Regions from separate parts of the Mus musculus genome. Here all the other regions are linked to region 1. Evidence: chromatin loops called from intact Hi-C (ENCODE). Cell type or tissue: gastrocnemius. All regions are shown on one strand. Region 1 overlaps Gm35019 (a long non-coding RNA gene). Region 2 has its middle 91 kb from the start of Gm15942. Region 3 has its middle 22 kb from the start of Gm41301. Region 4 holds the start of Ncald (neurocalcin delta). Region 5 has its middle 15 kb from the start of Gm41301.

The links. A loop is a pair of places that touch in the nucleus more often than their neighbours do. Peaks named below come from ENCODE experiments on the same cell type or tissue, not always from the same donor. Only the 100,000 strongest peaks of a DNase experiment are listed, where the experiment ranks them.
Region 2: it touches region 1 in a loop (2.2-fold over the local background); 8 of 42 quality-filtered maps call a loop at or near these places.
Region 3: it touches region 1 in a loop (4-fold over the local background); 22 of 42 quality-filtered maps call a loop at or near these places.
Region 4: it touches region 1 in a loop (5-fold over the local background); 23 of 42 quality-filtered maps call a loop at or near these places.
Region 5: a loop joins it to region 1, with 6 times the contacts of the local background. A loop is called at or near these places in 31 of 42 quality-filtered maps.

Annotation. Positions count from the first base shown.
Region 1 is chr15:37,902,563-37,907,562 of GRCm38, forward strand. The region is part of intron 1 of Gm35019 (a long non-coding RNA gene); the gene reads right to left. Among named protein-coding and RNA genes, the nearest start is that of Gm35019, 2.9 kb to the right of the region's middle. In gastrocnemius, no CTCF peak of the experiment used is centred here; DNase peaks (open chromatin) are centred at 2,964, 3,354, 3,630 and 4,094; H3K4me3 peaks cover 845 bases; H3K27ac peaks cover 298 bases.
Region 2 is chr15:37,788,877-37,793,876 of GRCm38, forward strand. It overlaps a transcript of Ncald not described here. Among named protein-coding and RNA genes, the nearest start is that of Gm15942, 91 kb to the left of the region's middle. In gastrocnemius, a CTCF peak has its summit at 3,097; DNase peaks (open chromatin) are centred at 2,867 and 3,096; H3K4me3 peaks cover 2,012 bases; H3K27ac peaks cover 1,981 bases.
Region 3 is chr15:37,111,668-37,116,667 of GRCm38, forward strand. No RefSeq gene overlaps it. Among named protein-coding and RNA genes, the nearest start is that of Gm41301, 22 kb to the right of the region's middle. In gastrocnemius, a CTCF peak has its summit at 2,549 (motif pointing right); a DNase peak (open chromatin) is centred at 2,573.
Region 4 is chr15:37,454,515-37,459,514 of GRCm38, forward strand. Ncald (neurocalcin delta) reads right to left here and starts at 4,868. Exons shown (of 4, transcript NM_001170868.1): 1 at 4,703-4,868. In gastrocnemius, no CTCF peak of the experiment used is centred here; DNase peaks (open chromatin) are centred at 2,653 and 4,883; H3K4me3 peaks cover 1,808 bases; H3K27ac peaks cover 1,527 bases.
Region 5 is chr15:37,117,897-37,122,896 of GRCm38, forward strand. No RefSeq gene overlaps it. Among named protein-coding and RNA genes, the nearest start is that of Gm41301, 15 kb to the right of the region's middle. In gastrocnemius, a CTCF peak has its summit at 2,733 (motif pointing right); a DNase peak (open chromatin) is centred at 2,741.

The DNA of each region.
Region 1 (5,000 bases):
GGCTGTGTATAAAATTTCTTATACATATGCACAGAGAGTGAGGGGGGAGGGAAAAAGAGAGAGGAAAAACATGGTTTTGTATAAAACATATACATGTAGATAGATAGATAGATAGATAGATAGATAGATAGATAAGGAAAACCCATGGCTATGTATAAAATGTAGCAGAAGATGGCCTAGTCGGCCATCATTGGGAAGAGAGGCCCCTTGGTCTTGCAAACTTTATATGCCCCAGTACAGGGGAACACCAGGGCCAAGAAGTGGGAGTGGGTGGGTAGGGGAGCGGGGGGCAAGGGGAGGGTATGGGGGACTTTCGGGATAGCATTTGAAATGTAAATGAAGAAAATACCTAATAAAAAATTGGAAAAAATGTCATATGCATGTGCATACAATGGCAGAGAGAGAGAGAGAGAGAGAGAGAGAGAGAGAGAGAGAGAGAGAGATCCATTACAGATGTTTGTGTTACAAGCAATTGAAACAACCCACACAGTCTTACTCCTTCATCTTGCTCTGCCAGGTACTAAATTGGTCTGGAGAGAAGAATGCCCCTCCCTCAATGTGTTACCCTCTGTGCTTTGTGCCCCCATGTGGGCAAAGGGTTATGAGAAACACTCTTGAGTGCTACCTTCACCCTCTTCTTTGTCTGGGAGGGTTTGCACAATGGCCTCCATGATACATTCAGGATATCCATTCCATCCATCACCGGGCAAACCTGTCAGGCTTGTCTCCTCCCTCCCTCCAGATACATACTGCAGGCAAACCACCGCAGCTACTTTTCCCAATGACAGGCTGCACCAAAATCCTAATATGTGTGGGGTGAGATCTCCTGGTGCTAAGGCCTCTCCTTGGAGCAGCAATACACATGCTACTGAAGCCCCTTGCTGAGAGTAGTGGGAATTACGCATTATTGGGGTTTATGACTTATGCATTAGCCTTAAAAGGAACCGGTCATGATTACAGCAACAGAAGACATTAAGCCTGCACAGATAATTAATGTGAGACAAGCTTCACTTGCTCTGAATGCCATAGGCAGAATATTGCTTAAGAAAACATAAGGAAATACTCCCCAGGTGGCAAAAATTCTGTGCAATTTAAAATTTTTTTCAACCCTACTTTTGACAATGTTTTTTTCAATGTTTTAACCTCCTTTCTTGCCTACCACCCACCAGAGGTAGTGGAAAAGAAAGGTTAGTAGGCTATGAGAGAAGTGGACCTGTTTAGAAATACTTCTTTGGAGCAAATCTCATCTGCTTGTCAGGAAATCAACAGTTCAGTTCACAGATCAATAACAGCAGCTCCATCCACTCGCAAACACTTCATGGATATACCAGCAGGACAGTTCAGTAGTATCAGGACAGCACGACCTAGCAGGAACAGCCAGGCCTCTGCCGACAGCACAAGTCAGCAGGAGAGAGTAGGAACACCAGGGATGCCAGGAGAAACTCTCGGTGGTGCCTCTCTCAAGGAATCAGCGAAGACGTAAGACCAAGAAGCAGTGCACAGCTAGCTGTACAAGCAAGCCTCGCTCACAGTCTGTTGAGTCTATTTATACTCCCTCCAAACATTACATGTCCTCTACAGGTTTTGTCTCATCATGTGGGTCTGTCTTAGCAAAACTCCACATGATTCTATCTCAGCTGACGTCACTCTGCCAATTGGCCCAGTCCGTGAGAGCAACAGAAGCCACCAGCACACCACCAGAAGTTTTTTGGTGCATTTCTCTCTATGGGGTGACAACAAACTATGCAATGTAAGGCAGAACAATACACGCGTTCTTTCACATGCTTGCTTTAGCAGACCAGCCTTTCTCCTGTGTCTGCTTCAGCTAAATGTTCCTTTACATGTCTGCTTTAGCAAAACATCCTTTCATTTCAGGAAACACTCCTTCACATGTTTGCCCCAGCAAAGGACCATCCAGCACAACTGACTTTCCAAAGAACCCTTACATTTCCACTCCATTGCTGTGTTAGAAATACATGCTAAAAATGTGCATAGCCAGTCTGCAAAAATGGAAAAAAATGCATGAAGAATAAATAAATAAATAAATAAATAAATGCATGAAGAAATTGTTACCAGGAAGGTAGTGTACACCTGTAATATCAAGAAGTGGGATGCTGAGGTAAGAAGATTGCCACAAGTTCAAGACCAGCCTAGGCTATGAGACCCAATTTCCAAAAAGAGAAAGAGAAAGAAAGGAAAGAAAGAGGGAAGGAGGAAAGGAGGGAGAAAGAGAGGGAGAGGGAAAGGAGGTAGGGAGGGGGAGGAGAGAGAGAGAGAATGCTGGGGTAGGGGAAATGGCTCAGTGACTAAAAACGTTTGCTGTGAGGTGTAAGGACCTAAGTTCAAATTCCCAGAATCCACACAAAAGCCTCGAGCACTGTGCACCAGCATCTGTATTCCCAGTGCTTCAGTGGGAGGTGAGAGACAGAAGGCCAGCTAGCCTGGGGTACATAGGTGTGAGACTCAAGAAAGTAGAAAACAAGGACCAACAGCTGGGGTCCTCAGCCCTCCACAGGTACCCTGTGGGGTGAGGTGCCCACATTCACACATGAATGTGCATGTATACACACAAACAGAGACAGAGAGGAAAAAACAGAGAGACAGACAGAAAGAAAAGAAAAACAGAAAGGCGACATGTCATGTGCCCACAGATCGACTTAGCCCTAGCTAACCTATTGACAGTGTTTTCTAGACTAACAGGGATGTTCTAGCATGGAGTTGGAATTTCAATAATTTTGAGAAATAGCTTTGTTTACCTAGCACTGTGCCCTGAGTACTATTTTAAGTACCTTTAAGTACTTGTACCACACAAGAAACCCATACTGTTATTCTGCCCAGTGACAGGTCTTTAACTCAAGGCAGAAATAAGACAAGTAATGTGCCAAAGTCACACAGCCAGTAGGTGCAGAGCCAGAGCCGGAGCCAGAGCTTGGCTCTGCAGCCCTGCTCTTCCTTCCTCCCTCACAATGCGGGAGCACCCCACATTTTGTGGTATTTTCTGTGAGTGGAAAGTGAATGAATGACCTGAGTCAAAACAGAGTTATGTCTCAAAAGATCAAGCCGTATTTAATAATACCCCTCAGCTCCCGAGAAAGCTGCCTCCCACACCCAAACTACAAATCAGTACCCACCACCCATTGGCTTGACTTCACATTGGGATGAATGACCCTCGAGTTTACAGAGCCAAAGGGACTCAACAGCCCACCCCGCTGACAGCAGTTAGAACAGCCCCCTCTCGGTGGGATTCTCCAGAAGTACAGCCGGCTAGGGGCCGTCTTCATTCCTCATCTGCTCCCCTTCCGCCCAGCTGACTGTCCCAGTGACTCTGTGACTGCGCCAGGCCTCCTGACACCTCGCCGGGTTTCTTGGCTTCTTGACAGTTGTCCTGTAACCGCTTATGAAAATAGACTCGTTCTCTTTCAGTCTGAACCAAAAATCAGGCTTTCCCCCTCTGCCACTGTCTACTTGACTTTGGTCTCTGAGCTTCCAGCTGGTCAGGGATGTAATACCCCAGGGGCTTCTTCTGGAATTCTGTTCTGGAGGAGAGAGGCTAAGCCCACAGATCTTTGTGTCCAGGTGTCTTGTGAGAGCGGCTTCCTGAGTCCCTGCAGCGAAGGAGCCACCCTCCAAGCTGAGACACCGGTGGCTCAAGAGCGCCACCGTGTGGAAGCCAGGAACACAGCTCTAAGCAACACAATCCCATAGGTGCTGGTAGCAGGTCTTCCCACGTGAGCCCCAGGAAGTCCCAGGAAGCAGGTTGGAAAAACAGGTAACCATATCTCCCCTTTTTCCCCCGCTTTTCTCCCTCCCTCTTTTCGCCTCCAGGCCCTAGGGAAGGCAAGAGAACGCAGCAACCTCTGGTACCTAGCTTTCCTCCCTCCCCTTGCTGGTACATGGGGCTGGCAGCTCTGAGCGTAACTCATAGCTGGAAAGATGGTGAAACTAATCCTCCCTTTAGGAGAACTAGATAGAATTGACTCAGTAAATTCTCCATTAGCCACATAACAGTAAATTCCCACTGAGTGCAACAGCTCTGCTGGCCAGCAACTAGCAAGGGTGTTCTCACCTCTGCAAGCTTCCCCTGGCTTCTCCCCTGAAGCCTGGCAAGTCTCTGCACACTCATCTCTCACCAGCCCCTTCCAGGCGGGCAACCCTTGGAGGTGGCTACTCAGCAGTGTAGCGCCATCTTGCCTGGGGCTCTCTAAGGAAATTTTGTGGTCTTTGATGTCAATCTGCCCAGAATTCGGGCCTTATCACTTTAAGGTGCAATAGCTCCTGAAACTAACTTGAAAAAGAAGACAGTATTTTGTGCCCTTCACTTATTGTGTGTCGACCCTCCTAGGAAATTAGATCCTGATTTTTGTCTCCAGCGAGTGACCAGGTGTTTGTGAAGAGGAGGGGGAGGAGGAGGAGGAGGAGGAGGAGGAGGGGGGGGGGGGGATTTCCTGCTAGAGTTGTTAGCAAATTAAATGATGCTTGTGGATATCAGGTGAGTAATAATGATGACTGTCTGTTATTCTGACTGTCTGTTATTCTGACAGCACGCTTCACCATGCAACTCATTCTGTGCCTTGCTGTTCACCAGATAACTGTTACTGAGTGTCAGCAACTTGTCACCCAGGACAACACAAGGGTGTTTGTTGCTGCTGCTGTAGTTCTTTTGGTGCTAGACAAGCATTCAACCACTCAGGACAATACAAGTATAAAGACCATAGGTCCTGACCCTAAACTGGACCAGTCCCCAAATCACTGCAACATGTGGCAAAATAATTATAGGTGTAAGGAGTAATAAGCACAGAGAGTCACCATTAAAGAAGGCAGGGGCCACATAAAATCCAAAAAATCTTATTCTACTGTGACCCACTGGCTATTCTGAGTCCTCAAAGATGAGATGATGAATTTTAGTATGCACATAAAATATGCTTGGAATAGAGATTTTATGAGTCTGTTCTTTCAGAGATGGGAAGGCTAATTCTATCTGTATCTCAGATAACTATGCA
Region 2 (5,000 bases), 110 kb before region 1:
AGCTCACAGAAAATGTGTTGTCTGCGTGGTGGTTTATCATCACAGTGGAAAGTTCCTGCTTTCTTTTATGGGTCCCTTCTGTCCCTGAATTCTGCCTTCACTGTCCTCCAATGAGAGTCTCTAGGATAGGAAGAATGAGGACAAAAGCTGTCACCACCTCCAAATCCCATACCCTGACAGACATCACTAATTGACCACAGCCTCCTCTCCTGCTGAGCCTGGCCCCAGCTTTCTAAGCAGCCACTACCAATCAATCAGAGATGACATGTAAAATGAAACCCACTTGTGTGGCTCCAGCCTAGGGGCTGGCTAGGTTTTTCTATAAAGAAGGAAGTCTGTATTGCACATTCTTATTTCTGTTTTTGTTTCATTCGTAGTCCTTTAAAACAGGGAAAGGCAGGCTCTTCCCTCAAACCTGCTTGCTAAGCCTTGAAGCCAGCCTGAAGGCCTGTGGAGAGCAAGGTACCATCTTAGCTTACTGCAGGCTCCTTGGGGCAGCTGCAGAGTGCTCAGAAATGGAAGCTCTGAGACATATCCTAAGCACTCAGCAAATTGCCTGAAACGTGACATCAATGACAGGTTTCTTACTCTCATCAGACCCTCGGAAACCCACGCCAGAAGGAAGTGATAACCCAAGGAAGGGCCAGAGAGTCAGGCTGGCCCTGACCTTTCTTATCCCCTGAACTTGATAGGTATTCTTCCACCCTGTAGCCAAGCTTGAGGAAAAGCTAAGGGAAGAGGAGTTAGGATTTTCTCCACTGCTCATCTGCCTCTAACAACTGGAAGAGTGCATCTGAGCTTGGACCAGTAGCTCTTATCTATGAACCCAGAGTGTACTATATGGGAGCAGGGGTCTGCAGCTTAGCCTCAGCTACAGAGCAGGCTGGGGCTAGGGCTGCTTAAGATCCTGTCTCAAAAATATTGGGAGAAAAAGGACAGGTGTGAAAACTAAGGTGAAATGCCCGGCTTGCGACTCCCCCGCACTCTCTGATGCTTTTCTTATAATGAATTAAGGACAAAGACTTGCTTGGTCCTCCTTATACTCTCCGTGTTCAATTCTGGCTTGAGAGAAAGCGACTAGATTTTGCTTAACTTATTCATTCAGTGAATACCTGGCTAAACCCCAAATCTCTTTTCCCAGTCCTAGCAGGAAGATTCATCCATAGGTCACTATGCAGGGTGATTCTGTGCCTGTGTACCTATGCCTAGGATGCTACAGCAGCGTGAAAAGGAACAGCCACCTGGAAGGGCAGTATCCAGCGCCTGCTGACTGCAGTGGGTAGCATCTGGATAGGAAGTAGATACAAGAGTTGACAGGAAGGAGGGGGCTGACAGGTGCTCCTGCTAATGGGGGTGGGGTGCTGCCTGAGAAAGGCTTGGTGAGATTAGGACAGCGTTGCATGTGTTCTTGAAGTCTGGGTTTTATCTGGAAAGCTTCTGACAAGCCTTCAAAGGAAGTCAGCCAGAGGGACTAGCTTAGATTTTTGTTTTCAGAATGATTGTCCACAGGATGTAGAATGAACTGGAACAAGAAGGTTTTGATTGGGAGCGGTAAGCCAGCTGGAATGTAACCGCAGCAATTCAGGCAAGAAGGAAATCAATCAACAACCACAAAAATAGGAAAGGGTCACATTCACTTGGTTCTACCTATACCCAGCTTGATGGATCTGAGGGCCACATCCAATTTGTGTAGCATCCCTGAGGTAAGTTTGATACCTACCAGCAGCATCCTTCTCGCTCCAGGAACCACAGGAGAGGTGAAGGCGGCCAGCTCATAAGAGCTGTTCTGATCTGAGCCAGAACTCAAATATAACATCTGGCTGCAAAACCCTTGCTGGGTATGTCCACAGCTGTGTTGGCTTGCGTATCTGGATATTGAGTTACAGCTTCTCTACCCCACCCCACTACACTACACTCCGCGTCTGTGTGCGTCCCTCCCCCTCTCACCTTTCTCTCCACCACATATGCCCCTCCTTTGCAGTCCCTGGCATCATTGCCTTGGGCATGAAACTCAAGCATCTCCCAGTTGGAGTAAAAAACTTCACAAGCCTTGCCAATTCGGCCTAACCAAACTCGGCCAGCAACCCAGCTCCCGGTTAACACAGTGCCCTATGACTGTTCTTTTCAATTAGTCAGAATCAGGAAAACTTTGAGCAAAGGCTTCTGTGGTTTCCTTCTCAGAGAGCTGAATTTGGCACCTCGGCTTCTGTGTTTCATACTAGTCCACTGAAGACTTGAACCTGCATCTTCAGTTGGGGGGCTGTCCTTTAGGAACACAGGCAGACTAGCCTGCAGCCTCGGACAGATTCACCCGCAGGAAGAGCATATGAAGTCTTCCTCCATCCTCCCCACCTCCTCAATCCGCCCCCTTCTCTGCACGAAAGTTACAGAAAGCATTTGCAGCGAGAAACTTGTGTATTGTTTCCTGCGGACAGGGAGACCTCCTGCCCCTCCCGGGCTGATACAACCCACTTTGCACATCCTGCTTCTCCGAAGCTAAAAATAAATCCGGTATGCACTGAAAACTCTCCACGTCTCCCTAGCACACACTTCCCCCGCCCCGCGAGGTTCCAGACACGAGAATCTTTCTCTTTAAAACGCAGCGGATTTCTGCCGCAGGTTCCAGCAGCACCTTCGGCGGCCCTTAGCCCCCTCCCCAGCCACCCACCTCCCCCACGGGCTTCCTGCAGCTTTTCACTGTGGACTCTGCAGGCCCGGGCCGGTACCGACGTCCCTGACCCGGGGAGAGCATGCTCCGGACATTCCCCGACCGCCAGGCTCGCCGACGCCCCCTTTCGAGCTAGCGCGCCTCGCCGGGTCCCTAGCAAAGTTGCTGTCTCCTCTCTAGCCACCAGCCTGGGGCGTATCGGTTTAAAGCTTGTTGGTCCCTGCAAGGCGCCGGCGTGGGGTTGTGGGGGAGGGCAGGGAAATTGACAAGGTGGGTGGCACTGGGGAGGAGCTGCAAGGACCGGGTTCTGGGGGGCCCCGCGATCCCCGCCATCCTGGGCTCGCGCCTCACCGAGAGCTCTTCTCCCCCTGCCGCCGCTCCCGGCTCGGGTCCCGCTGCTAACCCGCCCAGCTGCGGCTCCCGCTCCCTGCTAGAGGAGGGAAGGCGCTGCGACTCACCGCCAGGGCCGCTCCCAGCGTCTGTGTCGCCGCGGGCGAGGCGGCGGCGCCTTTCCTCCTCCCGCCTCCCCCTGGACAGCTCGCCGCAGCCGCGCCCCCCTCCCCAGCCTCGCTCGCTGACCGCTCCCCACCGTGGACGTGGCCTCTCCGTGCGATGTGGCTCGGCTGCTTCTGTCGGGGTGAGGGGACCAGCCGAAGCTGGGATGCACAGGTGCAGGGGCAGCCCCGCCTTGTACTGCTGCAGCCGCTGGCCTCAGCCGGGTTCCCTCGGATCCTAGCCCACCGCAAGCTTCAGCCAAGCAGTGCCCAGTGGGTGTTATCTGTGTGCTGTTAACGTCAGATTCAACTTAGAATTATTCCCCATGCTTTCATTGCGAGACCTGGCGTTCCTGTCACCTCTCAGTTATTCAAGGGATCCTCGAGAGCCTTTTAAAAAGCACCCCCCAATCCCACCCCGCAAAAAACCCTCTCTTGCACCAATAGGTCTACGATGAGGTGGGAAGCCTCCTCTTTTTTACTGGCCTATTCTCTTCTCAGCGCTTTCTGTCAAGGGATGGCTTAGCAAGGACTCGCTCAGGAAAGATGGACAGCAAAGGGGCGTGTTTCTTACACTATTCCTCCCTGCAGAATGTCACCAAACTCTGTCCCTGGTGAAGATAGTGAGAAGCAAATGTCTTGTCAATGCAATCATCCAGTGTTTATCAGGTGTCTTCTTGCTGTGTTGGCCACTCATGACCTCGGAAAAGCCACTTTAACTTTTTTTGTTGGTTAACCCAGGTGACGTTTCATCAATTAAAAAAAAAAAACAAAACAAAACAAAAAAACCAAAATCCTTCTTATTTAAAAATAACAAAGCAGTAAAGAAACGGTGCTTGGGTCATGCGTGTTAGCAAGATTCCTGGCCTTGCGTGTTGGCAAGATTCCTTCATAAGATGATCAGAGAAATGGCATTACCAGCCGAGGAGATAACTCCAGCAAAGTACTCGCTAGACAAGCATGGCCACCTCAGAGATCCACCACCAGAACCTATGTAAAACTGCCTGGTGAGGTGGTATGGGTTTGTTAACACCAGAGCTGGGAGGTAGAGACAGGCACCTTCCTGGGGCTCCCTGACCAGCTAACCCCACCAGGCGAATGAGAGACCCTGTCTCAAAACAGCCAGGTGCACAGTGACTGATGAAAGAGACTCAGGGGTGACCTCTAGCTCCCCTCACCACACCCACAGCCCCGCCCCCGTCCCGTCCCCGCCCCCCCCCCCCCCCCCAAGCGCGCAGAGACAGAGACTTTTAGATCCTTGCAGTCGCTTATGCCAAAGGGTTCATCTAACTGAAATCACTCTTCCCTAGGTCTAATTTGACTGAAGAGCAAATTGAAATTCAGAATTTTGCCTAAAGTAGATTCAAAGATTAGCCCAGCATTTTAGGCAAGCTCTGGAGTTACCTGGGGAGTTATGTCTTTGTTTGTTTATGTATTTAAGCGCTAGCCCCGGACCCTCTCCCGAGGGATTCAGACTTGTAGCTCAGGGGTGTGACCTAACAAGGATCTGTTTTACAAAAGCCCCCAGAGAGTCTGTGGTACATATGGTATTGGAAGTTACCATAGGTTTAGCCTGAGACAACTCCAAAACACAGTTTTGAGGCCAGAAAAGATCTCAGCTGCTATTGCAAACTCAAAGGTCCCTAGAGATGAACGTAGGTGACGAATCAGTGACCTATTGTGGGTTTACAGAGGCAAATGGGAATGGGGGATTGCTGTGATCTCAGTGCCTCCTCCCACATTCCATACCAACCACAGTTGCGCAGTGTGGCAGTTTGGGAGGTACTTCCCAGTGGGAGGGGTAGGGTTGGGGCCAGTGAGTTTCAGATCTCTGGAGC
Region 3 (5,000 bases), 790 kb before region 1:
TTAACTAGAGGAGGCACATACGAGCACACACATACACACACACACACACACACACACACACACACACAAGTTTTTAAAAATATATTTAATGAACTTAAATTCAATAACTACTACCCTGTGAATCAAATCATCATCATCACCATCATCATCATCACCATCATCACCATCATCATCACCATCATCACCATCATCACCATCATCACCATCATCACCATCATCACCATCATCATAGTATACAGTATGCTCATACATCAGAGTTTAAATACTGTGGATTAATGTATGGTAATAGCTGTTTTTAAAAATAATTTATTTTTATTTTATGTACAACAATATTTTGACTGCAAGCATGTCTGTGCGGGGCTTCAGGATTCCCTGGAACATGAGTTACAGACAGTTGCAGGCTGCCATGTGGGTTTTAGGAATTGAATCCGGGTCCTCTGGAAGAGCAGACAGTGCTTTTTTTTTTTACCATGGAGCCATCCTCCGGTGTCTGCCCCACCTCCCTCCAAAAATTTGAGATTCCATGACTAACCAAAGAAGCGAGGTGGGGTTAGAGAATCTGTGGAGCTCCTGTGTTAGAGGTGGAAGAAGGAGACACTGCCATTGCCAGCCTCATCCTCAGGTCTGTTTCTTTTTTCCCCCTTTCCTCCCTCCCTCACTTCTTTTTTCAGAAGCAGTTTTTTCACCTCCATTTTGAGGATAGAAGATAACTGTACCTTGATAAATATGTGAATGACATTTTCTGTCCACACCACTCATGAGACACAGACAAATGTCACACTTTTCAGGGTGAACTGAGACTAGGAGAATGAGTATATTACAATTATACCAGAAAAATCAGGCCTGAGAACTTTAGACGCACACAAGGGTGAGTAGAGGGCACAATAAAAATGTAAAATAGTGAATTGCATCATTTCTGCTTTGAAAGCACATTTCTACAGAAAGGTGGTACAACTAGGGGTTGGTGACTGCGTTGATGAAGTGTAGAAGTGTTGTGGCCTGCTGTGGTTGGGACACAACTTGTGTTTAAAAATTGATCACTAATTCACATTCTTAGCAAAGCATTTTTTATTAGAATTTTCTTTATTTACATTTCAAATGTTGCCTTCTTTCCTGGTTTCCCCTCTGAAAACACCCTCCCCCTGCTCACCAACCCACCGAATCCCACTTCCTGGTCCTGGCATTCCCCTACACTGGGGAATAGAGCCTTCACAGGACCAAGGGCCTCTCCTCCCATTGATGACTGACTAGGCCATCCTCTGCTGCATATGCAGCTGGAGCCATGAGTCCCTCTGTGTGTAATCTTTGGTTGGTGATTTAGTCCCAGGGAGTTCTGCGGGGGTACTGGTTGGTTCATATTGTTGCTCCTCCTATGGGGCTGCAAACCCCTTCAGCTCCTTGGGTACTTTCTCTAGCTTGTTCATTGGGGACCCTGTGCTCCATCCAATGGATGGCTGTGAACATCCACTTCTGTATTTGCCAGGCACTGGCAGAGCCTCTCAGGAGACAACTATATCAGGGTCCTGTCAGCAAGTACTTGTTGGCATCCACAACAGTGTCTGGGTTTCTTTCTTTCTTTCTTTCTTTCTTTCTTTCTTTCTTTCTTTCTTTCTTTCTTCCTTCCTTCCTTCCTTCCTTCCTTCCTTCCTTCCTTCCTTCCTTCCTTTCTTTCTTCCTTCCTTCCTTTCTTTCTTTCTTTCTTTCTTTCTTTCTTTCTCTCTTTCTTTTTTGGTTTTTTCGAGACAGGGTTTCTCTGTGTAGCCCTGGCTGTCCTGGAACTCACTCTGTAGACCAGGCTGGCCTCGAACTCAGAAATTCTCCTGTCTCTTCCTCCCAAGTGCTAGGATTAAAGGAGTGAGCCACCACGCCCAGCCTTTCCTTTCCTTTCCTTTTCTTTTCTTTTCTTTTCTTTTCTTTTCTTTTCTTTCCTTTCCTTTCCTTTCCTTTTCTTTTCTTTTCTTTTCTTTTCTTTTCTTTTCTTTTCCTCTTTCTTTCTTTCTTTCTTTCTTTCTTTCTTTCTTTCTTTCTTTCTTCTTTCTTTCTTTCTTGTGTCTGGGTTTCGTAACTGTATATGGGATGGATCCCCAGGTGGGGCAGTCTCTGAATGTTCTTTCCTTCAGTCTCTGTTCCACACTTTGTCTCTGTAACTCCTTCCATGGGTATTTTGTTCTCCTATCTAAGAAGAACAGAAATATCCACACTTTGGTCTTCCTTCTTCTTGAGCTTCATGTGGTCTGTGAATTATATCTTGGGTATTCTGAGCTTCTAGTCTAATATCTACTTATCAGTGAGTGCATACCATGTGTGTTCTGTGACTGGGTTACCTAACTTAGTACGATAGCCTCAAGATCCATCCATTTGTCTAAGAATTTTATGAATTCATTGTTTTTAATAGCTGAGTAGTACTCCATGTGTAAAGGTACCACATTTTCTGTATCCATTCCTCTGTTGAGCGACATCTGGGTTCTTTCCAGCTTCTGGCTATTATAAATAAGGCTGCTATGAACATAGTGGAGCACGGGTCCTTATTTGATGTGCACAAATTCACTGTGGCATTTTGGCCAGCAGGTGGCGATATTGTGCCACAGGGGATGAGGCAACCGGTGAGATTTTTTTTTTTTTTTTTTTTTTTGTTACCGCCTAACCAATTTCAGGAGCAGGGCCGATGTGTCAGGCCGCCTGCTTGTCACCTTTAGATGTTGGGCAGCTCTCCCTAGGATCTCAGCAAGGAGTGGGTCAGTTCTGGAATCTGCCTTAGGGTTGGATGGGCCCACCTGGGCACAGAAGAGCAGGCACTGTCAGAGTTCCCCTTTGCAAAGACGGGTAACTGAAAGGTATTAATTAATACTGTTCGCTTCGAGCCCCTGAGCTGCCATTTTGACTATTGAAAGTGCATTCAAAACTGTGACACAGACAGACGCTAAAAGTGTCGTGACTGAGAGGTGGCATTTCTGGCATATGTCAGGCCTTGGGAATCAATCCCCAGTGTTGCATGAAACTGGTGTGGAGGTAGGAGCTGGAGATATGGCTGCGGGGTTAAGAGCGCTTGCTGCTCTTCCGTAAGATCTGGATCTGGTTTCCAGCACCTACATCAGGAGGCTCAAAACTGCCTGTAACTCCAGTTCCAGGGTATTGTCTGTCTTCTTCTGGCCTCCGGGAGGGTCAAGCACACACATGTTGCACATATGCACACATGCAGGCAAGCATTCATACACGTAAGATACAAATTAAAGAAAAAATAAATAAATAGGTGTGGAGTATATGCCTGTAAATCTAGTGCTTAGAGAGGGCAAGGGGGGGTGGGAGGATACAGAATTATCTCAACTCAGGTCTCTAGTTATATCTGGAAAACAAACGAAAACAACAACAAGCCAGGCAATACACACCTTTAGTCCCAGCACTTAGGAGACAGAGGCAGGCAGATCTTTGAGTTCAAGGCCAGCCTGGTTTACAGAGTAAGTTACAGGACATCCAGGTCTACACAGAGAAACACTGTCTCAAAACACTAAAAATAAATAAACATATTTAATTAAACAAATAAAGTTACAAGAACATATTCCAGGAAGTATCTTTTGGGTTCTGGTGGTGCCAAATGGCATAGGTTTCTGTTGCTTATGCTCTTGTGCTTAATGGCCTCTCGCCATCTGGTTATCTCTGGTATTAACTGGCTTTGCTATCTCAGCCTGGAGCTTGTCCCTCCTGTGAGCCTGGTTATAATGGCAGGGGACAGACCTCCAGGCTCATCTGTGAGGTTTTTAAGACTAGGTGGACTGAAGTGGGAAGATCTATCTGAGATGTGGGCAGCTTGGCCATGGCGTGGCCTCTGGTTGAATAAAGGAGCAAAGCACCAGCGTTCATCTCTCTCTGCATCATCCCTGGCTGCAGGTGCTCCCTCGGGACCCTGCTGCCAGGACCCTGTGTGATGAACTGAACCCTCAAAATGAGGTCTAATCTCAAGTCTCAGTATGGGTGTCCAACAACAGATGAATGAAGACGATGAATAAGATATTTAATTAATGGAGCATTTTCAACTGAAAGTGTTAATTCAATCCTTTCATTTTCAGCAAGGTAAGAACTGGGACTATTAAGTGACATCAAATAAGCCAGACATGGAAACTTGATTACCACAGGTTCTGTCTATACTGAAGATTCAAAGGCAGGCAGCTGCTTGTTGGACAGTGATTGCTGACGCTTGGTAAGGGTGTGTGTGTGTGTGGGGGGGGGGTTAGAGAAAGGACGGTTGCAATTGATCAGCACATGCTACACGCGTGTACAGAACATCACACCATTAGCATGCACGTTAACAAACCTTTTGTTATTATTGATGGTTTTGTTTTTTTTCAGGACAAATCTCTTTTTGCAACCCTGGCTGTCCTGGAACTCCCTTGGTAGACCAGGCTGGCCTTGAACTCAGAGATCCGTCTGCCTCTGCCTCCAGAGTGCAGGGGATTAAATGCATGTGCCAACAAATGCTAATGAAGTATGAAAAGAAAAGGTTCTATAGGAAAGGGGACTGTTTTCATCCAAGTGGCGGCTCCTCGTGACAGGAGCCCTTTTAGTCCTTGATGGATCACCCTGGGGAGACCACACCCTGGGAAAACCTCCTTGCTTAGACAGAGGTGTAGAGGGAATGACTCTGTCCAAAGCCCATAGAGGCACAAGTCCTGAGGAGGCTGGAGCCTGTGTGTACTTCTCTCATACTTTGCTAAATTCCACTTCTAAGAACGCTGATCTTCAATAAAAAAATAAATAATAGAAAGCCAACATTCACGTGGAAACTGAACAACACTCTTCTCAATGATACCTTGGTCAAGGAAGGAATAAAGAAAGAAATTAAGGACTTTTTGGAGTTTAATGAAAATGAAGCCACAACATATCCAAACTTATGGGACACAATGAAAGCATTCCTAAGAGGAAAACTCATAGCTCTGAGTGCCTCCAAAAAGAAACTAGAGAGAGCACTCATTAGCAGCTTGACAACACACCTAAAACGTCTAGAA
Region 4 (5,000 bases), 450 kb before region 1:
TGGACTAAGTAAATTGGAGGAAGCAAGCTGAGAAACAGCATTCATCTGGGTCTACTTCCTGACTGAGGATGTAATGTGACCAACTGCCTTGTGGTCCCGAGGTCATCCTGTCTGTGCCCTGATGGACCACATACCTTTAACTGTGAGCCAGAATAATACCTTTCTTTGTTTTGTTTTGTGTTTATTTTGTGGGTGTTTTTTTTGTTTGTTTGTTTTGTTTTGTTTTTGAGATAAGGTTTCTCTGTGTATCCCTGGCTATCCTGGACTCACTGTGTAGACCATGCTGGCCACAAATTCACAGACATCCACCTGCCTCTGCCTCCCAAGTACTGGGATTAAAGGCATGCACCACCATGCCTGGCCAAATCCTTCCCATTGTTGGGTATTTTTGTCACAGCTACAGTAACCAGTACAGCTGCTTAAGGAAGATGTACAGGCCTCGCTTTGCTGGAATGCTGAGCAGAGCTCACTGACTGTGGAAAAGCATCCGATTAAAGCAACAACTGGAATATCTTTCATATTAGCAATTTCTTGCCTGCAAATCAAATATAGGACTTTATCGTGACATGAGTCTATTCCATTCTAGATTACCATGGAATAATTTAATTAAAAAATTGTCATTTCTATTTATGCACTCGTGTGTGCCTGTGTGAGTGTATGCTACATGTGTACAGGTGCCTGTGGAGGCCAGAAGAGGCTGTCAGATCCCCTGTAGCTGGACTTACAAGCAGTTGTGAGCCCTTTGACGTGGTTTCTGGGAACTGAGGTCCTTTAGAAGAGCAGCAAATGCTCTTAAGTACTGAGCCATTTCAGCATGACATTAATGGCATCTATAGATATATTTCACAAAAGCTATAAATTTAAGCACAGAGATGAGAAACTATTGGTCTGGAGAATGTAGCACCAGTGGACTTAATATTTATCATATAATTTCTGTATAAAAGTCTCAATAAACACTAACTTTTATGGCATCTCTTATGGAAACAATAAAAAAATGTTGAATTTTGTAAAGCTGTTGCTAGTTGCTTTCCATCCTAAGATGCCATTTAAAGAAAAGTCGACTTCGTAAAAAATCACGACACATTCCTTTCTGCGCCGAAGTTTCCAGCACCTCCATCAAGAAGCAGAGGACAGCTGGGGATGTTAGACTTTCTCCAAGTTTCTCTGCAGGTTGCCACAGAGACTCAGGCTCCAAGCAGGTGTTTTTCCTAATCCAAAGAGCAAGAACTATTTAAGAACATCCTCTTTCGTAATCCCTCTGAGACCACACGAAAAATTACTCAGCTTCCATTTCAAATGCAAGGGATTTGGATTTGGTTTAAACAACAGCTTGTGCAAAACCATCTTAACTCCATTCTTTTACACCAGTATGGTAGGAGCTCATGTAATTGAAAGGGCGGCTTTGGTCTCTCTAAACACAGGGCTGTGACAGCAGCTAATGGACAGCAAAGTTCCCTCATCTCACAGAGGAAAGTCAACACTATTTTCTTCTCATTCAAAACAATGTAGGGAATGAGAGCTTTTCTGACACCCGACACTACACAATGACACTCACACCTCCTACTACACAATAACACTCACACCTCCTTCTTGGCCTTAGCTATGTCTTGCATCCAGTTTGGCTCTTCTGGGAAGTGTCTGCTTTTCCCAGCATGCTTCATGAAAGCACCGTCCACTTATCTTCCCTGTGTGGATAAAGGTCTCTTTGTAAACAGCTATGGTCCTCTGTGGCACACGGTTTGAACTTGAGTGACCTGTCAATAGTGTTTTCCTCATAACCCATATCTACCCAGGTAAGAGTTCCTTGTGCAGGTAACAGAAGACGAGTTAAGGGTGGCGGTGGTGGGGTATTAAAGGTAAATTGCAGATTTAGCAGCTGAGGGATCTTGCCATCCCCGTCTGCACCAGTATTTAGAGTGTACTGTGAAGTTCTCAGGGTCCAAGAATAAAATCAGATGCTGTGGAACTGAAATAAGGTTATGGACTTTGTCCAGGGGGTTCTATGTCCTTTGGCCCCACAAGCTCACATATTAGTTACCTCCAGAGCAGACAGAATCCAGAAGAACCCCAAGAACTTGGGTGGTTAAATAATGTCATCTTTATTTCCACCAACCCCAAACTGAAATTTAGTATTTCTTTCCACTAAAATGTGGGTCACAAACCACAGTGCCAGGGATGTTGCCAAGACAAATCGCAGATATTTGCATTTCATATTGCAATTCTTAGACTAACTCTATTTCAAAGCAGCCTTCACGCGAAGCACTGCCTCATTACTGTGGTAGCTATTGCACCTGCTGGTAGGGTATATGACTTAATAACATATGAACAAAGCAATTATCCTGTCATAATGAAAAGATAGTATATTTTATTTTTTATTATTTTGTATGTTTTGAAATTATTCTATAATAACTTTATCCCTCCCATTTTCTTTGCTCCCTCCAATACCTTCTGAATCTCCCCCCTTCCCCTGCCCCTCTCCCCTCCCTGCTTTCTTTCAAACTCATGGCCTCTTTTTCTTTTTCTTTTTTTAAAGACACATTTTCATGAAAAGTAGTTTCCTTTGCAACACAGCATACTTTGTTTTATGCACTTCAGATATCATTCTGGAAAAGAGTCCACAGGTAGCACCAGACGGCCAGACGTGCTCGTGGCACTGAAAGGGTTAAGGCTTCCTGAAACTAGACCCAGAGCCTTTAATAATTCAGCAGCCAGGTTTCTAGAGTCAATCATTCCATGCTGGCATCTTCTGAGGCTGAAGCACTCTTGACCTTGATAGCAGGCAGCACAGACTCGCTGCTGCAGGGGGATGCTCCTCAGCCCCCTTTCCTTATTTAAAAAAAAAAAACAAAACAAAAACAAAAAACCAAACCCTTGGCTCGAGGCTTTGAAAGTTCTTATTTTCATCAGGGAGGCTCTTTTCCCAACTTTTTATCACCGACATTTTGCCACTAACACCGACTCTCTCTCTCTCACAGTTTTGATTGTTGGAATCCAGTCTCATGCATGAGGGCATGAGGATGTCGTACATAATCATCTTGTGAATTTAAAACCAGGGAGAGAACCAAGAAAAAGAGTGAAGATAACAGTCGACACAAGAAAAGTTAAAGCACCAAGTGTATACCACGAGAGATGCCTTTAAATGACAGTGCTAGCTGGTCCCCCCATTCTCAATTGAAATGTCACACACCAGTTGACTCATGAAAGTGGTAGCGTCTGGGTTACAAGAACATGAGGTCAGTTAAATGACTGGAAGACGTCTTAGTAAATACATGTATGTACAAGCACATCAGACAGTGGACAGTCCTAACGGAAGCTCTGATCAAAAGGTCCATTCACTGAAAGCTGCTTGGAAAATAATTGATTCAAGCAGTTATTCATTTACTGCTGCGGCTACAGGCTCTCAGAATTCTCACCCAACGAGAGCAAAATGTAGAACCCACAATTCTGAGCCTAGTAACAGAAGCAAAAAACAATGTATTCTTTCACCAAACTAAAATATAACTATATCGTCAACCTACTGTCCAAACAATGTATTATTTCTCCAAACTAAAATATAACTATATCATCAACCTACTGACTGCATATATCGAGTGGAGCCAGTCTATCTATGCTCCTTCAAATGCTGGTTCTATTTCAGATGGCTGTCTAAAATACGCCTCGTTTCTGTTAAATCTGTAAGATCTAGAAACCTGTTTATCCATCTAGGCTTCTGTTTGCTTCAGAACCTGAGGTTTCCTTGAAACTTGGAGCTGCAGAAGGAGCTAGCAGAACCACAGCAATGCACACACAACAGCCGGAGCAATCCTTGCTCATCAGTTACCAAATCACTCACACAAGACCTGGAGCAAATTTTTATCGAGCATCCTCAATCTACATTTCAGTTAGGGAAGACCTCACATCAATGCATATTTAGTTCCAGGCTAGTTTCTTCTCAAGATAATTACTTTTAAGAATAAAGATCAGAACCAGCTTACAGGACTCCTTAGAAAAGGCCAGTCAGTCCCTCCTCTTCACCAGGGTTTTCAGAGAGAGCGAGCCACAAAATAGCACTTCACAGTAACACCCACAAAACAACCACACGCACACACATAAAGGTTCCACCCCGACTTCCTTGGCATATTGCAGATTCTTTTCTCTAAACAGGAAGCTGTTGACAGTTCCCCTCTTATTTACAGAGTACCAAAAGCCCCCTTTACAATAATAACCACAACTTTCAAAGTCTAGAGTCTTTTCTCACGGTTCCCATTGTTGCTAATTATACATGCTGCAAATGAGGTAGAAACCAAATTCCAGACTGCTGTGGGCTGACGCAGAATCAGCAGCAGCAACAAGGAAAAGTTAGCTGCTCCCTCCAAGGCGGTGCTGGAGTTACCAGACCCCAAACAACACTGAAGGAGGGATTCCTAGAATTCAAGGGAGCAAATTTGGCTCACGCTGCAAAATGAGAATTTCTAAATAATGTATGTTAGCAAGCATTGCGCAAGAAAGATTACATTTTAACCTACTTCATGGAACACTAATCCAAATTTAACCAAGTTCCAGAGACTGCCTGAAATTCGTGACTGGAAGCTGCTTCACATTCTTTGGCTCCGTTCGTCAGTAACTGCTCTTGAAGGCAAAGTTGTAGGAGGTTAAGAGGGGAGGGAAAACCATCAGGGGCTGTGAAACCACGTAACTCCTGTGTATAAAGCAAACCGATTACCTCACGCTGAAGAAGTGGGGGTTTAGTAGTCCATGCTCCTGCAGCCCCTGGGAAGCAACAACCACAGCTGTAGGGACAGCAACAGCGGCGGCGGCGGCAGCAGCAGCAGCAAGGTCCAGCATCCACCAGATTCTCACAAGCCTTTGACTGTGCGGACTCAGCCACAGACTCTGCCTCTGGCTGACGTCAAAGTCCCTGTCACATGGCCAGATAAAAGCCAAGAGAGCATTGGTTGTCGTAGCAACCACAGACTGGCTCTGAAATTATTTCAATAGGTCATCTGTCACTGATGTGTGTG
Region 5 (5,000 bases), 780 kb before region 1:
AACAAGTCAATGGCCTTTCTCTATACAAAGAATAAACAGGCTGAGAAAGAAATTAGGGAAACAACACCCTTCTCAATAGTCACAAATAATATAAAATACCTTGGCGTGACTCTAACTAAGGAAGTGAAAGATCTGTATGATAAGAACTTCAAGTCTCTAAAGAAAGAAATTAAAGAAGATCTCAGAAGATGGAAAGATCTCCCATGCTCATGGATTGGCAGGATCAACATTGTAAAAATGGCCATCTTGCCAAAAGCAATCTACAGATTCAATGCAATCCCCATCAAAATTCCAACTCAATTCTTCAACGAATTAGAAAGGGCAATTGGCATATTCATCTGGAATAACAAAAAACCGAGGATAGCAAAAACTCTTCTCAAGGATAAAAGAACCTCTGGTGGAATCACCATGCTGGACCTAAAACTGTACTACAGAGCAATTGTGATCAAAACTGCATGGTACTGGTATAGTGGCAGACAAGTAGACCAATGGAACAGAATTGAAGACCTAGAGATGAATCCACACACCTATAGTCACTTGATCTTTGACAAGGGAGCTAAAACCATCCAGTGGAAAAAAGACAGCATTTTCAACAAATGGTGCTGGCACAACTGGTGGTTATCATGTAGAAGAATGCGAATTGATCCATTTCTATCTCCTTGTACTAAGGTCAAATCTAAGTGGATTAAGGAACTCCACATAAAACCAGAGACACTGAAACTTATAGAGGAGAAAGTAGGGAAAAGCCTTGAAGATATGGGTACAGGGGAAAAATTCCTGAATAGAACAGCAATGGCTTGTGCTGTAAGATCAAGAATCGATAAATGGGACCTCATAAAATTGCAAAGCTTCTACAAAGCAAACGACACCGTCAATAAGACAAAAGGCCACCAACAGATTGGGAAAGGATCTTTACCTATCCCAAATCGGATAGGGGACTAATATCCAATATATATAAAGAACTCAAGAAGGTGGACTCCAGAAAATCAAATAACCCCATTAAAAAATGGGGCTCAGAGCTGAACAAAGAATTCTCACCTGAGGAATACCGAATGGCAGAGAAGCACCTGAAAAAATGTTCAACATCCTTAATCATCAGGGAAATGCAAATCAAAATAACACTGAGATTCCACTTCACTCCAGTCAGAATGGCTAAGATCAAAAACTCAGGTGACAGCAGATGCTGGCGAGGATGTGGAGAAAGGGGAACACTCCTCCATTGTTGGTGGGATTGCAAGCTTGTACAACCACTCTGGAAATCAGTCTGGCGGTTCCTCAGAAAATTGGACATAGTACTACCGGAGGATCCTGCAATACCTCTCCTGGGCATATATCCAGAAGATGTCCCAACCGGTAAGAAGAACACATGCTCCACTATGTTCATAGCAGCCTTATTTATAATAGCCAGAAGCTGGAAAGAACCCAGATGTCCCTCAACAGAGGAATGGATACAGAAAATGTGGTACATTTACACAATGGAATACTACTCAGCTATTAAAAAATGAATTTATGAAATTCCTAGGCAAATGGATGGACCTGGAGGGTATCATCCTGAGTGAAGTAACCCAATCACAAAGGAACTCGCACAATATGTACTCACTGATAAGTGGATATTAGCCCAGAAACTTAGGATACCCAAGATATAAGATACAACTTGCCAAACGCATGAAATTCAAGAAGAACGAAGACCAAAGTGTGGACATTCTACCCTTTCTTAGAAATGGGAACAAAACATCCATAGAAGGAGTTACAGAGACAAAATTTGGAGCTGTGACGAAAGGATGGACCATCTAGTGATTGCCATATGCAGGGATCCATCCCATAATCAGCTTTCAAATGCTGACACCATTGCATACACTAGCAAGATTTTGCTGAAAGGACCCAGATATAGCTCTCACTTGTGAGACTATGCCGGGGCCTAGCAAACACAGAAGTGGATGATCATAGTCAGCTATTGGATGGGTCACAGGGCCCCTTATGGAGGAGCTAGAGAAATTACCCAAGGAGCTAAAGGGAACTGCAACCCTATAGGTGGAACAACAATATGAACTAACCAGTACCCGGGAGCTCTTGTCTTTAGCTGCATATGTATCAAAAGATGGCCTAGTCGGTCATCACTGCAAAGAGAGGCCCATTGGACTTGCAAACTTTATATGCCCCAGTACAGGGGAACACCAGGGCCAAAAAGGGGCAGTGGGTGGGTAGGAGATTGGGTGTGGGTGGGTATGGGGGACCTTTGGGATAGCATTGAAAATGTAAACGAGGAAAATACCTAATTAAAAAAAAAGAACGCTTCTTTGTAGCAATGACTTCAGAGCGTGGCTTTTGCTGTAAATTTTGATGCCTTTGAGTTGGCTGCACTGATGGGTTCTGAAGAGTTTTAACCCTATGATGTCCATCAAGATCTACTAGTTATGTCTTAGACTTGGAAATTTGCCTATACACAAATGGGCGTGTCTGTGAGGCCAGACGCTAAGCATCTGAGCTACATGGAGGAGCAGAATCCACCAACCCTGCCGAGGGGAAGCTGCTGGACCTTGTCTCTTCCTAACTGCGCAGGCCAAGGTTCCAGGCGGTGTCTTCCAGTGAGGGCCTTTGCTCATTGGCCTTTCCTATGTGGAACCAGCTACATGCTTGCATCACTCACTATCCACATTCCTAGTTTGACTGCATTCTTGAAGAGTTTTGGAATTTTCCGCTTTGATGCAACCAGAGACTCCAAAACCTGCCACTAGGGGACGCCCTTTAGCTGGCCTTGCTCAGTCATCAGCCAATACCCAGAAGTGGCAGGTCCATCAAGGGAGAAGTCAGAGTCTTCCCTGGTGCGTCAATATTGACTTGTGGGTTTTGTGACTTGGCACTCAAGGTCTTTGCTGCCCTGACCGGGTCACACTCGGCACTTCGATTCCCTTCTATTGCCCTTCTGCCTGCCCATCACAATCTGTCCACACACTGTCCTCCGCGCCGGAGTCGGCTGGGAAATAGCATTTCAGTCTGGTGAGCTTAGCTCTTTCTGTGTTCCCTTCCCCCTTCTACCCATGTTCTGACAGCTCATTTCTTTCTCGTGGTGAGTAATATTTTACTGTGGGGATGGACCCTCGTTCATTAACTATTCATCTTTTAAAGGACCTCTCAGTTGCTTCCCTGTTTAGATAACTTTAAGTACAAACTGCTTTTACAAACATTTGGGTACAGACTTTGTAATGGATATGTTTTTAACATCTTTGAGAAAACACCCCAGAACACAGTTGTTGGATTATATAACAGGAGTGCATTGTGTTTTATAAGAAAGTTTGCAAGGCGGCTCACCCTGTGTGCTATCTCTGCCCCAGCGGACGGCTGCTCAGCGTGTCCTCGGGAGAGCATGGTGTGGGCAGGCAGCATCCCAGAGTTCCGACACTCAGTCGGTCGGTTAAGCACGTATCAGCGCTTGCCTCACAGTCTTGGGTCTTGCGTTTTGCTACATCATTCTGTATTATATCTTATGTTTGTACTTTTTGTTTTTGTTTTGTTTTTTTGTTTTTCGAGACAGGGTTTCTCTGTATAGCCCTGGCTGTCCTGGACCTCACTTTGTAGACCAGGCTGGCCTCGAACTCAGAAATCTGCCTGCCTCTGCCTCCCGAGTGCTGGGATTAAAGGCGTGTGCCACCACGTCCGGCTTTTTTTTAGTTTTTTCGAGACAGGGTTTCTCTGTGTAGCCCAGGCAGTCCTGGAACTCACTTTGTATACCAGGCTGGCCTCAAACTCAGAAATCCGCCTACCTCTGCCTCCCGAGTGCTACTTCTACAGTCCAACAAACAATTGAACACCAGTCTTATTTTAGTGTTTACTTTTGTATGAGGAACGAAGGGAGAACTGGGTTCTGTGAAGTGTTCTCATTTCTAAACAGACAGTTAGCTTTCCCACATTTTTTCCCCCTCACTAATCTGACTTGTCCAACAGGTTTGGAATATCATGTTTATCAGGCACTAAAGACTCTATTGTCGAAGACTTCTCCCGGGGCTCTCTTCTTAACTCACTGAACTATTTCTTGTCCATTGGAAATGAGACTTACTCCCTCACAGGTCTTGGTCATGGCCGTTGTCAGGACCTACCTCCCATGGAGGAGCCTTCTTACTCCTTCCTGTGCATTCTGATTGTCTGTAAACCCTATGTCCTAACATACACATATTCTCTGATATAGTGTGACCTGTAGAGACTAATTCCTGTCATCAGATGTGTGTCTGACCCCTCTAGAACACACGCTGAAACTCAGTTCCCAGTGCAACAGTGCTGGCATCACACAAGGAGTATCTGAGGACACGGGTACCTGCCCCTGTGAATAGATGGGCTCTTTCTCAGCAGACGGGGCTGAGTCCCTCCTTACAGACTACGTTGAAGGAAGTGTTCCTTAAAAAGTTCCGTTTTCTCAGCTACCCCTTGCCTCCTCTCTTTCCATGTGAACTCCCCCCTCACACACACACAGGCATTTCTACCGTGGTACCATCCACTATGAGGCTTTTATTGAAACCAATGTCAGTGTAAAGCTCTGAGGCTTCCAGTCTGTGCTAAAGAACTGGGCAGGTGGTTCCAGGTGGTATACGACAGGAAGCCATGGGAGCAAGCCAGTAAGCAGCATCCTCCGTGGCTTCTGCACAGTTCCTGCCTTGAGTTCCATCTCCACGATGCTCTGTAAACTTTGCTGAAACAGTCCTTTCTTCCTCAAGCAGCTTTGGTCCTTTTCTGGAATGTGGGATTGCAGTTTGCCGCTTTCAAAACACACCTACTGCTTCTGCTCTGCTCAGGCAAAACTCTTAATGAAGAAGTGTATTTGTTCTGACACAAAGCAAGATAACAGCCGTCTTCCAGGACATGGGCGAGGCTGTAGGGAGATGGTGCCACAGTGAATCATGGCTGCAGAGCCCCCACAGGGAAGGTCCCCCAGGGGCTGCAGTCTGTGCAGATAGGAGCAGTGACTGTTGAAGGCTGACTTATGTCCTGTGTTAACATTAGCAAAGTTA